Linked DNA regions of Homo sapiens: region 1 is linked to region 2. The links are chromatin loops, found by intact Hi-C in ENCODE. Cell type or tissue: heart left ventricle. All regions are shown on one strand.

Evidence for each region. Peaks named below come from ENCODE experiments on the same cell type or tissue, not always from the same donor. Only the 100,000 strongest peaks of a DNase experiment are listed, where the experiment ranks them.
Region 1: a loop joins it to region 2, with 1.9 times the contacts of the local background. A loop is called at or near these places in 2 of 110 quality-filtered maps.

The regions. Positions count from the first base shown.
Region 1 is chr10:119,393,207-119,398,206 of GRCh38, reverse strand. It overlaps GRK5 (G protein-coupled receptor kinase 5), which reads right to left. Exons shown (of 16, transcript NM_005308.3): 4 at 1,435-1,512. Among named protein-coding and RNA genes, the nearest start is that of MIR4681, 18 kb to the right of the region's middle. In heart left ventricle, CTCF peaks have their summits at 4,725 and 4,927; DNase peaks (open chromatin) are centred at 2,326, 2,806, 3,126 and 4,936; H3K27ac peaks cover 1,483 bases.
Region 2 is chr10:119,340,151-119,345,150 of GRCh38, reverse strand. The region is part of intron 2 of GRK5 (G protein-coupled receptor kinase 5); the gene reads right to left. Among named protein-coding and RNA genes, the nearest start is that of GRK5-AS1, 3.3 kb to the right of the region's middle. RefSeq lists enhancers at 3,265-3,857, 3,858-4,451. In heart left ventricle, no CTCF peak of the experiment used is centred here; a DNase peak (open chromatin) is centred at 2,970; H3K27ac peaks cover 2,427 bases.

The sequences.
Region 1 (5,000 bases), 53 kb before region 2:
CATCGGCTGCGACTGGGTGAACAGGGACCCTGCTGAGAACGTCTCCTCGTCTGTGTCCACCTGAGAACCTCACAGACAGCAACAGGCCCATATCTGGAGCATAGCAAGGCCCCCAAGGTGGGGGCAGCTGTGCCTACCCAGGGCCACACCTTGTCCAGAGCAAACTAGCCCTATTCTATGCCTAGAAGTGTTTTATAAACATAAATTCTGTCATTTCTGAAAAGTGCAAAAGGGCTGGGGGTGTTTGCAGTTCACAGAAAGAGAAGTGCATGGATTATGATGGATGCAGCAGAGAAACAGCAAGGGGAGGCAACAAGGTGATGGCGACTGTGTGCGCATTAGGAATGCCGTCTAGCAGGCTGTCCAGAGTGGGGCGTGACAAAGGGCAACACTTCTGGGCGTGAGGCTGGTCTCACCCTGCAAGGGCAATGGCCACTACCAACTGCTGATGCTGGAGAAGAACGAGGGCTACATTTGGTGCAAGAGGTGCAGGAGGTTGAGGGGACTGATGGCCAAGACCTTCCACAGGCTGTGGTGACCTCAGTCCACTGGCAGCCTGGGATGGGCACCAGGAGGTATACTCTTCCGGGGAGCTGGTTGGCCCACAGGGTCCTGAGCAGGGTGAAGCCACCACTGGCCCCGGGGGATGGGACACACGCAAAGCTATTCCCACACAGGTCCCATCTCAGGCTCTCAACACCTCCGGGAGGTGAGTCTGACAGGAAGGCCACTTTTAAGAAAGGGAAACAGAGGCCCAGGGAGGGAATGTGGCTTGACCAAGTGGGCAGAACCACTGACACTAGAACACTAAATGGGTTGAGAACACACTTCTGTGAAGGTGAGTCAAGAGGAAGCAGATCTTGGAGAACCGAGGCTGCTGGACCCTGAGGACAATGGTACCCCGATGCTTCAACTATCCAGTGGGTGGCCCCGAGGTGGGGTCGGGGTGGCCCCTGACCCTTCAGAATACTCCAGAATATGTTTCAGAATTCTCTTCATTCTTTGATGTCGTTGGGCACCCCCTTTCCCTCCCAGTCAACCCCCAACACTTCCCCTCCACGCTGACCTCTCAGAACTGCCCTGCTAAGCCCTTCCTTCTGGGCACTTCTCCTGAACTTGGCCAGGCCTCCATCTGCCCTACCACAAATGGTTGGGTGTGGGCACACAGCAGCATGGTGACCCTTGAAGGGGCTGGGCCCCAAGAAGCAGGCATCCCGCCCCTACTCCAGTCCTGGCCTAGACCATCCCCATCTTGGCCCTGCCAGGCTTGGGCACTCTCTGGGGGAGGATGGGAACTGTGATCTCAGGAGGTCAACAACAGCCACCAGCCCAGCACTTAACAGCTCCCCATGTGGCCTGGCACAGACTTAGGGGCTCCTATTTTTGCATAAGGCCTCCTGTGCCACCTGCTGTGGGGTTTGGAAGACTCCTTACCTTTGGGGTGAGGTACTTGGTCATAATTTCCTTCCCTTTCTCTCCCAGTTTTTCATCTGGAGTAACTTCATATTCTGCCTAAAACAGAAGGAGAAAAAAGAACAATAACAGGTTTGCTCATGAGCTTCTTATAGTTACAGAACCTCACAGCCCCTGGAGGAAATCCCCTAGAGGCCACCTGACCAACCCCCTTCTCCTGCAGGTCAGGAAACCGGGGGGGAAGACCTGGCCACGGAGCCCCGATGTTTAGTCCAAACTACTTTGCCCTCTCTCACAGATGCTGGGTCTCAGGATGGCGGTGCTCCATGCAGACTGCACATCAGAATCAGCAGGGAGCCCTGAGCAAACACTGATGCTAGGCCCCACCCTAGACCCATGAAACCAGGCTTTCCAGTGGGCCATGAGGGCTGGCACCTGGGCAGCCGGGGTTGAAGACCACTGACTTAGATGAATCAAAGGAAACTACCAGAAAAATAACAGCCCACCAGACTGGAAGGCTGCCGAGAAGCTGCCTTAGGTCACTCAGACCTTGTAAGCTGTGTGATCGTAGACAATTTGCTTAACCCTTCTATAAAACGCAGATGGTACCAGCACCTAGGTATACACTGATTATACAGACGGAAGTGATCAAGCTCTTGGCCTGGGGCCTGGCCCATCATAAATAATAATAAACAGTTGCTATAGTTACCGCCATTGTGATTATTACACCTTGCAAGGATAAACAATAATGTGGATGCCTGGTCTTTTCCAGCTTTTCAGTTTACAAAGTGAACATACACAGGTTTTTTAAGATGTTCTTATCTGAACCTCGAAAGAGCCAGGGCAGTGACGCAGGAGAACAGGGGCTGCCATCCCAACCCCTCGTCTGTAGGTGGAGATCCCGAGGGCCGGCGGTGGGAAGGGACTTGCATAGGGTCATGCAGCGGGAGGTGGCAGGGCTGGGACTCGAACCTCCAAGCGCAGGGCTTCTCCTCAACCACACCACAGAATTTAGGACTCTGATAACTAGCCAAGCCAGGGGGCCCAAGCTCTAAAGATGGGAGGTCTCCAAAAAACAGACTTTTTAATTTCCCTGAATCCCAGAGGGGCTCCTTCGCTCACATCTGACGCACTCGCCACATGGATAAAGGGCCTCGAGTCAATAAAAAGCCTGAGTAAGCGGCCCTTTCTCATTTAGACAAAAGAGCTAATTGCAAATTGTTTATAACCATTTCAAAATCCACCACCCAAGGATTTGTCAGCCTCTGTCCAAAAGTACAGCTATTTCAAAAGAGGAAGGAAATGACACCAGCATAGACGGACCCGAACTCCTCCCCAGGCGTCCCACCATGCAGTCAGATGCCCAGCCGGCCCTCAGGGAAACTTCACACCTCAGTGTCTAGGGTCCGATTCCTCCCAGGCCAGCCAAAGGGAGCACGCAGGCGGCACTCGCAGTGACCACAGAGGCAGCCAGGCTCGTTTCCAACCACAGTGAGCGAGTGTCCTTGTCTTGCCCTCTCTCTTCTAATGGAGAGCCAAGATCCAATGATTTTCTCCCATGAAGAAACATGAACACTACAATCATTTAGATCACAGGGAGATAGGGCAGTGGTTCTGTAAGGAATCCCACCCCTCATTTTATAGGGCTGGACACAGAGGCTCAGAGAAGTCAGGGACTTGCCCAAGGTCCAAGGTCACAGCTGCTGGACTGGCGCGCTGGCCTCTGGATTCCCACTGCGCCGCGTGGGCAGAGCCTCTCCCCAGAGGTCAACTCCTCTTCCACATCAAGATGAGCCTTGAGGGACTGGGCACTTCTTGATGATTTGACTCGAGAGATGAATTCCTGAGATGCTTTAAGGTGGCTCTTTCTTCTTGACTTTTTCCTGTTATTTTCTTCCTCTGTGCCCCCTGTCGCTCTCCTAAACCTGAGTGCACATGTGTGCACACACACGTGCCCACAGACACAGATACACACACCCACACACACACCCACACACCCAAACATACACGTGCCCACACACACACAGATACACACCCACACACAGACACACACACACCCAAACATACACGTGCCCCCACACACACAGATACACACCCACACACACCCACACACACGTGCCCACAGACACAGATACACACACCCACACACACACCCACACACACACCCACACACCCAAACATACACGTGCCCACACACAGACACACACCCACACACAGACACACACACACCCAAACATACACGTGCCCCCACACACAGATACACACCCACACACACCCACACACACGTGCCCACAGACACGCAGATACACACACCCACACACATCCACACACGTGCCCACTAAGCAGATACACACACCCATACACGTACCCACACACCCCCACACACATGCCCACACACAGACACAGATACACACACCGACACCCACACACACCCACACACCCACATGCCCACACACAGACACACAGATACACACACCCACGTGCCCACACAGACACACAGATACACACCCACACACACGCCCACACACACACAGATACATCCACACACAGACACCCACACACCCACACCCACACGTACCCACACACAGATACACACCCCCATACACAGACACCCACACACACACTCAAACCCACACACAGACACACATACCCACAGATACCCACACACACACACACACCCCCCACACAGACGCAGACACACACAGATACCCACACACACCCACAGACACACACACACAACCACACACCCACAGATACCCATCCACACAAACACACCCGCACCCCCCCAGACCCAGACACACACACACATACCCACACACACCTACACACAGACACCCACACACAAACACCACACACCCACAGATACCCATCCACACAAACACACCCGCACCCCTACACACACACATACAGACACCCACACACAGACACACACCCCATATGGAGTGCTGATTCCAGGCTCACCCTACATGGCAGGGTATTATTATTATATCTACATGGTAGGTATTATTAGTCCCGATTTGCAGATGAAGAAACTAAGGGTCTAAGAGGTTCCAATACAGCACAGCTAGCAAGCGACGGGGCAGCAGTGGCGTCTCCAAAGGGGCTGAGCACTCTAGAGCCAGCTGCCTGCTGTTTTCCAGAATGAGAAGCACCCAGGGTCCTGCTGCCCCTGGACAGCCCGCCGTTGGTCCGGCACCGTGGGAATGTAGCTAGACTGCTCTGCAGGACGCAGGCCCTGGGCAAATGGCCGGCCATCATTTGGGGTAACTCTATACCATCCAGAACACTAGATTTGCACTGTACGAAAATACATCTGTGAAGGTGGCTCTATTTAACCAAATGGAGGCCTGGGGCTCACTAATCAGCCTCAATAACCAGCTAAAAATACTCTTGCTGTGGGTACTAAAACCCACGTTAAAAAAATAACATCCCTTTCAGGTCACCTGCCTCCCGGCAGAGGCCCCGCCGGTGGATGGGCACGCAGGTCCACAGGGCGGCAGAGGGAGCACGCGGGGACAGGCCTCCCCTGCCGGGATCAAAAGGCCTTTCTCAAAGAGTCCGTGCCAGGCCACCACTTGAAGAGCATT
Region 2 (5,000 bases):
TAAAAATACAAAAAAGTAGCCAGGCGTGGTTGTGGGCGCCTGTAGTCTCAGCTACTCGGGAGGCTGAGGCAGGAGAATTGCTTGAACCCAGGAGGTGGAGGTTGCAGTGAGCCGAGATGGCGCCACTGCACTCCAGCCTGGGAGACAGAGCGAGATTCCATCTCAGAAAAAAAGAAAAAGAAAGGAAGGAGCGAGGGAGGGAGGGAGGGAGGAAAAGGAAGGAAGGAAGGAAGGAAGGAAGGAAGGAAGGAAGGAAGGAAGGAAGGAAGGAAGGAAGGGTGGGTCTTGTGGCTGGCTGGCCAAGGGAGGAGGGCAGGGGACTGCCAGGGGTGGGAAGCTCCCTCTGCACCCCACACGCACATTCTGACCCCCATCAGCTCAGGTTATGAGAACTTCTCACCAACATAAGCCGCACCTGGAATATGCCTGAGCTGATCTCTCGGGCTAGACGGCCCCACGCACAGCACAGGCAAAGAGACAGCCAGTGTGACATTCATGCCCATCTGCCACCTTCCAAAAGGCCCTGCAGGGGGAGGGGAAAGAGAGGACAGACAGCAGGGGAGCGAGAAACCATCCCCAAAAAGAGCAGGGAAGGGACAGGTGGGCAGCGGGAACAGCTGCCGGCTTGGAGAGCTCTGACAGGTGGTGCTGAAAGACATCCTGCGACCGGGCGTCACAAAGAAAAACCTACTCTGAACTATCGCAAGGACAGAAAACCAAACACCGCATGTTCTCACTCATAGGTGGGAATTGAACAATGAGATCACTTGGACACAGGATGGGGAACATCACACACCAGGACCTGTCGTGGGGTGGGGGAAGCGGGGAGGGATAGCATTAGGAGATATACCTAATGTAAATGACGAGTTAATGGGTGCAGCACACCAACATGGCACATGTATACGTATGTAACAAACCCACACGTTGTGCACATGTACCCTAGAACTTAAAGTATAATCAAAAATAAATATAAAATAAAAATACTGAAAAAAAATAAAATAAAATAACTGCTGCATAGGCCAAAAAAATAAAAAATAAAAAAGGATCTGTTACCCCCCGCCAAAAAAAAAAGAAAAAGAAAAAAGAAAAACCTGCTCTGGCCTGACACTGCAGGAGAGAGAAGCTCCAGCCGCTCCTGCCTCCTGTGGCATTACCTGAGCCTTAGCGCTACCGTCATCAGAAGTGGAGGCTGTTTATGGTACATCCCAAGTCCTGGGCTGGATACTTGAGAAACGCCGTACACAGTGGGTTAATAAGAATTTGGAGAAGGAGGAACTGCATCTCATATAGCCTGGAAGCCCGCCTGCTCTGTCCATGGCTTCCCTTTGCTCTCTGCTCTCTCCCTGAGGATGACTGCAGACAGCGGCTATCAGAGATGAACATTCAATGGATCCCTACTATCTGCGGGGCAAGGACCTCACCTTTCAGACAGGAGGCATGGCTGGTGTCCCGGGCCCAACCCAGCCTCCCCTGACCTTCTGCCTCATGACCTCTGCATAGAGCCCACCAAAGCAGAATACACCTCCTCTCCCAAACATGCCCATATTGTTCCACGTCCACGGGGAAGCCATGGCCAATATGGAGGAAATCCACAGCCAGCATGGCCTCGACTCAGGCCCAGGTGTGAATCCAGGCTCCACTTCCTTCAGAGATCTGTGCCTGTGAGCAACTTACCAACCTCTCTGAGTCTCTGCATCGTCATCCCTAAAATAGGGGTGGGGAAGGCAGCACCTGCCCCACAGGGCTTTGTAGTGATTGGACGAGTGTGTGTCTGCAAAGCACATAGCCTGGTGCCTGGCCCACAGTAAGCATCCAGGAAATGTTTGCTGGTTGGATAACGCTGAACCTGCTGACCCAAAAGTGTTCTCTCTCTCTCTCTCTCTCTCATCTGTTCACTTGGCACCTTCCCTGCCACACAGATGTCTCTGTCCCCCTTCCCCACCCCGCCCTTGGGCTCTTAGTACTGAAGATGGACCTTGGCAGCCACCCGCCTTGCACACTTGCACAGGGCTGTCACCCAGTGTCACGTGTTGGCTTTCTGCTGTCTTCCCAACTAGAGACAGCTTCCTAAGGATCTCAGCTGATCCCACATCCCTCCCCCAGCCCCACACTGGGACCCTCCACAGGATCTTGCCCAGGGTGAAAGCTGAATAGGGGCTCATGGCTGGGATTGGCTATCACCCCACATGTCTGCCATGGCTGAGGACCCTCCTGCCTGGAGGCAGAAGGATGAATGAGATGAGGGCGTTGGGGGGTGCCTTTCAGGACCTCTAAGTCTGCCGAGAGTCAGTAAATAAAGATCTGAGGGGCAGGAATGGGGCTCAGGGCAAAGGGGTTACATAAAGGCCATAAATGTAGCCCAGCCTGCGCTGCCAAGAGCCACTTCTGAAAGCCGCTCCCCACCACCTGGCAGCACCCTGGCTCCCTGGCCTGGAAGAAGGAAGAGGGGCTTAACAGATAAATGAATGAATGAACGAACAGATAAACTTAAGCTGGCGGGACCTGGCAACCACCAAGCAGGCAGAACCAAGAAGCAAAGCTCTGCACCGCACGGGACGGTTGATGACAACCACGATGATGAACGGCTGTGAGGATGAAGAGGAAGACGGGAAAGCAGATGCTGCATGAGCACTTGCTGCAGGCCAGACCCTACGCAGCCCTCCCCATGCAGATCTTCACTCAATCCTTGCAACACTCCAGTTCCCATTTTGCAGATAAGGAAACTGAGGTTCAGGGAAATCTAATCACTTGCTCAAAGTCACAACCAGTAAGGAATAGAGCCTGGATGAAAACCAGGTCCCTCTGACACTGGAGCTCATGTTCCTCACTGCTGTCTCCGTCCCAATCCAGCAGCACCGGTTTGGTTTAGCAGCTCAATGGCTTTGTCCCAACTGACCCGCCACATGCCTCAGGATGTTCCAGCTGTTCAGCACTCCAAGGCTGTGGACACCCAAGCCTGATGACGGAGTCTTCTGGCAAAGCCATTCTCAGTGGCTTGCTCTGCCCCAAGCTGGGCTCAGCCAAGGCCTTTAGCAGAGCCGTGCCTGTGCCCATCTCGCCTGACCAGTCGAACTCCGGCAGCCAGACAGGGCTGACATGACAGCTGTGCCGGTGGGATGTACTCCCCATAACTCTCCCACGCCTCCCATTGAGGTCGGATAGGGGCCTGCAAGGGGAGAGAAAAGTGGGGTCACTGCCCTTGGCGGGAGGTGCAACTAGGAATCTCTCTCTAAACCGTTTCTGATAAAAGCGGCTACTTCGGAACTGACATGCGACAGCTGTTCTCAGTCCACATTTCCAGGACTCTTAAAAGAACTCAGAGAGAAAAATAAGACCCATCAGCAATCAGTCTAACACTTGGGAAGATTGAGTGTTTTTCCATCTCCAGGGGAGAACAAAATATCTAAACAAGATTCTACAAGTGCCTGGTACAGGGTAGACACTCATGCTGGGTGCTGGCAAAACACAGTCAGGCAGACCCAGGCTCTACTCTCACAGAGCCCACAGCCAAACAGAAGACAAAGGTGAGTCATCAGACAACCACAGTGGGGCCAGTGGCAGCATGAGGGTGGGGAGCAAACCCTGACTAGGTGAGGTCACCAGGGAGGGCTTCCTGGAGGAGGTGACCTATGAAGCAGGGGACTAAGGTTGAGTTGATTACCAAGCAGGGTTAGGGAAGTGTATCCAGCAGAGGGAACAGCCCAGGCAAAGGCCTGGAGAAAAGAAGAAACATGAAGGAATGGCTAAGTCAGGAGATGAGCGGCAGGGGTGAAGCTGAAGCAGTCAGCAAGGGCGGAGAGGCCGGGCCTGGTCAGCTTCAGCAAGACCTCTGGACTCTGTCCTGACAGCAGTGGAAAGCTACTGAAGCAGGTGGTGGCGAGAGCAGACTGACATTTCAGAAAGAGCCTCCTGGCTGCTGCATGGAGCTTGGTTGGAAGTAGGTGCGCCTGGAGGGAGCAAGGAGCTGACACAGGAGTTCAGGCAGGGACAAGGATCAAGTGGAAATGGTGGAGATGGGGCGAGAGGGGCAGACTAGGAGATACTGTGGAGGCCGAGGCATCGGGACCTGGAGAGGGACTGGACACTGCACTGGGCCAGGTGCCACACGGCAGGGCAGAGGGGAGGGGCAGCTCTGGGCAGCTAGAGGAAGCTGGTGATGTTCACCAGGATCAGAGACAGAACAGCTTTACGAGAAAGGGTCACAGTTCCCCCAAGAAGACAGGAAAACTACTCTGGCCATTTGTCCAACCAAAGGCTCACACACCCACATCAAAACTGGCCAGCAATTTGCACAGCACTTTGCAAAGCACTCTCTGCCAGAAACACCTTTGGCCACTCCATCTGCTAAGGTGAGGAATACTGAGTCCCCATTTTAAAGACGAGCAAATCAAGGTTAAGTGGCTTTCCCAAGGCCACAGGACCAAGTGGTAACACAAGAAACTGGGTCTTCTGCCTCCCAGTCCAAGGGGGATTCTACAACCCACAGGTTTCCATTTTAAATGATATCTGATGTCTGGGCAAGGAAGATGATAGTCGAGGCTGGTACAATTCTCTCCCTAGAAGCAGAACAAACTACAAAAGGGCAACAGACCAAAGTGTTAACAGTGTTTATCCTTATCTCATTGGCAGTTTTTATTTTCCCCTTTTAAAATTGTTTTGGAAATTGCAACCATTGACATATATTATTTTTGTAATGAGAAAAGGAATTAAAAGTAAGTTTTGGGGCTGGGCATGGTGGCTGACACCTGTAATCCCAGCCACTTTGGGAGGCTGAGGTGGGCAGATTACTTGAGGCCAAGAGTTCAAGACCAGCCTGGCCAATATGGCAAAGCCCTGTCTCTATTAAAAATACAAAATTTAGCTGGGCGTGGTGGCGCACACCTGTAATCCCAGCTACTTGGGAGGCTGAGGCATGAGAATCATTTGAACCCAGGAGGCGGGGGTTGCAGTGAGTGAGACTGCATCACTGCACTCCAGAATGGGTGACGGAGTGAGACTCT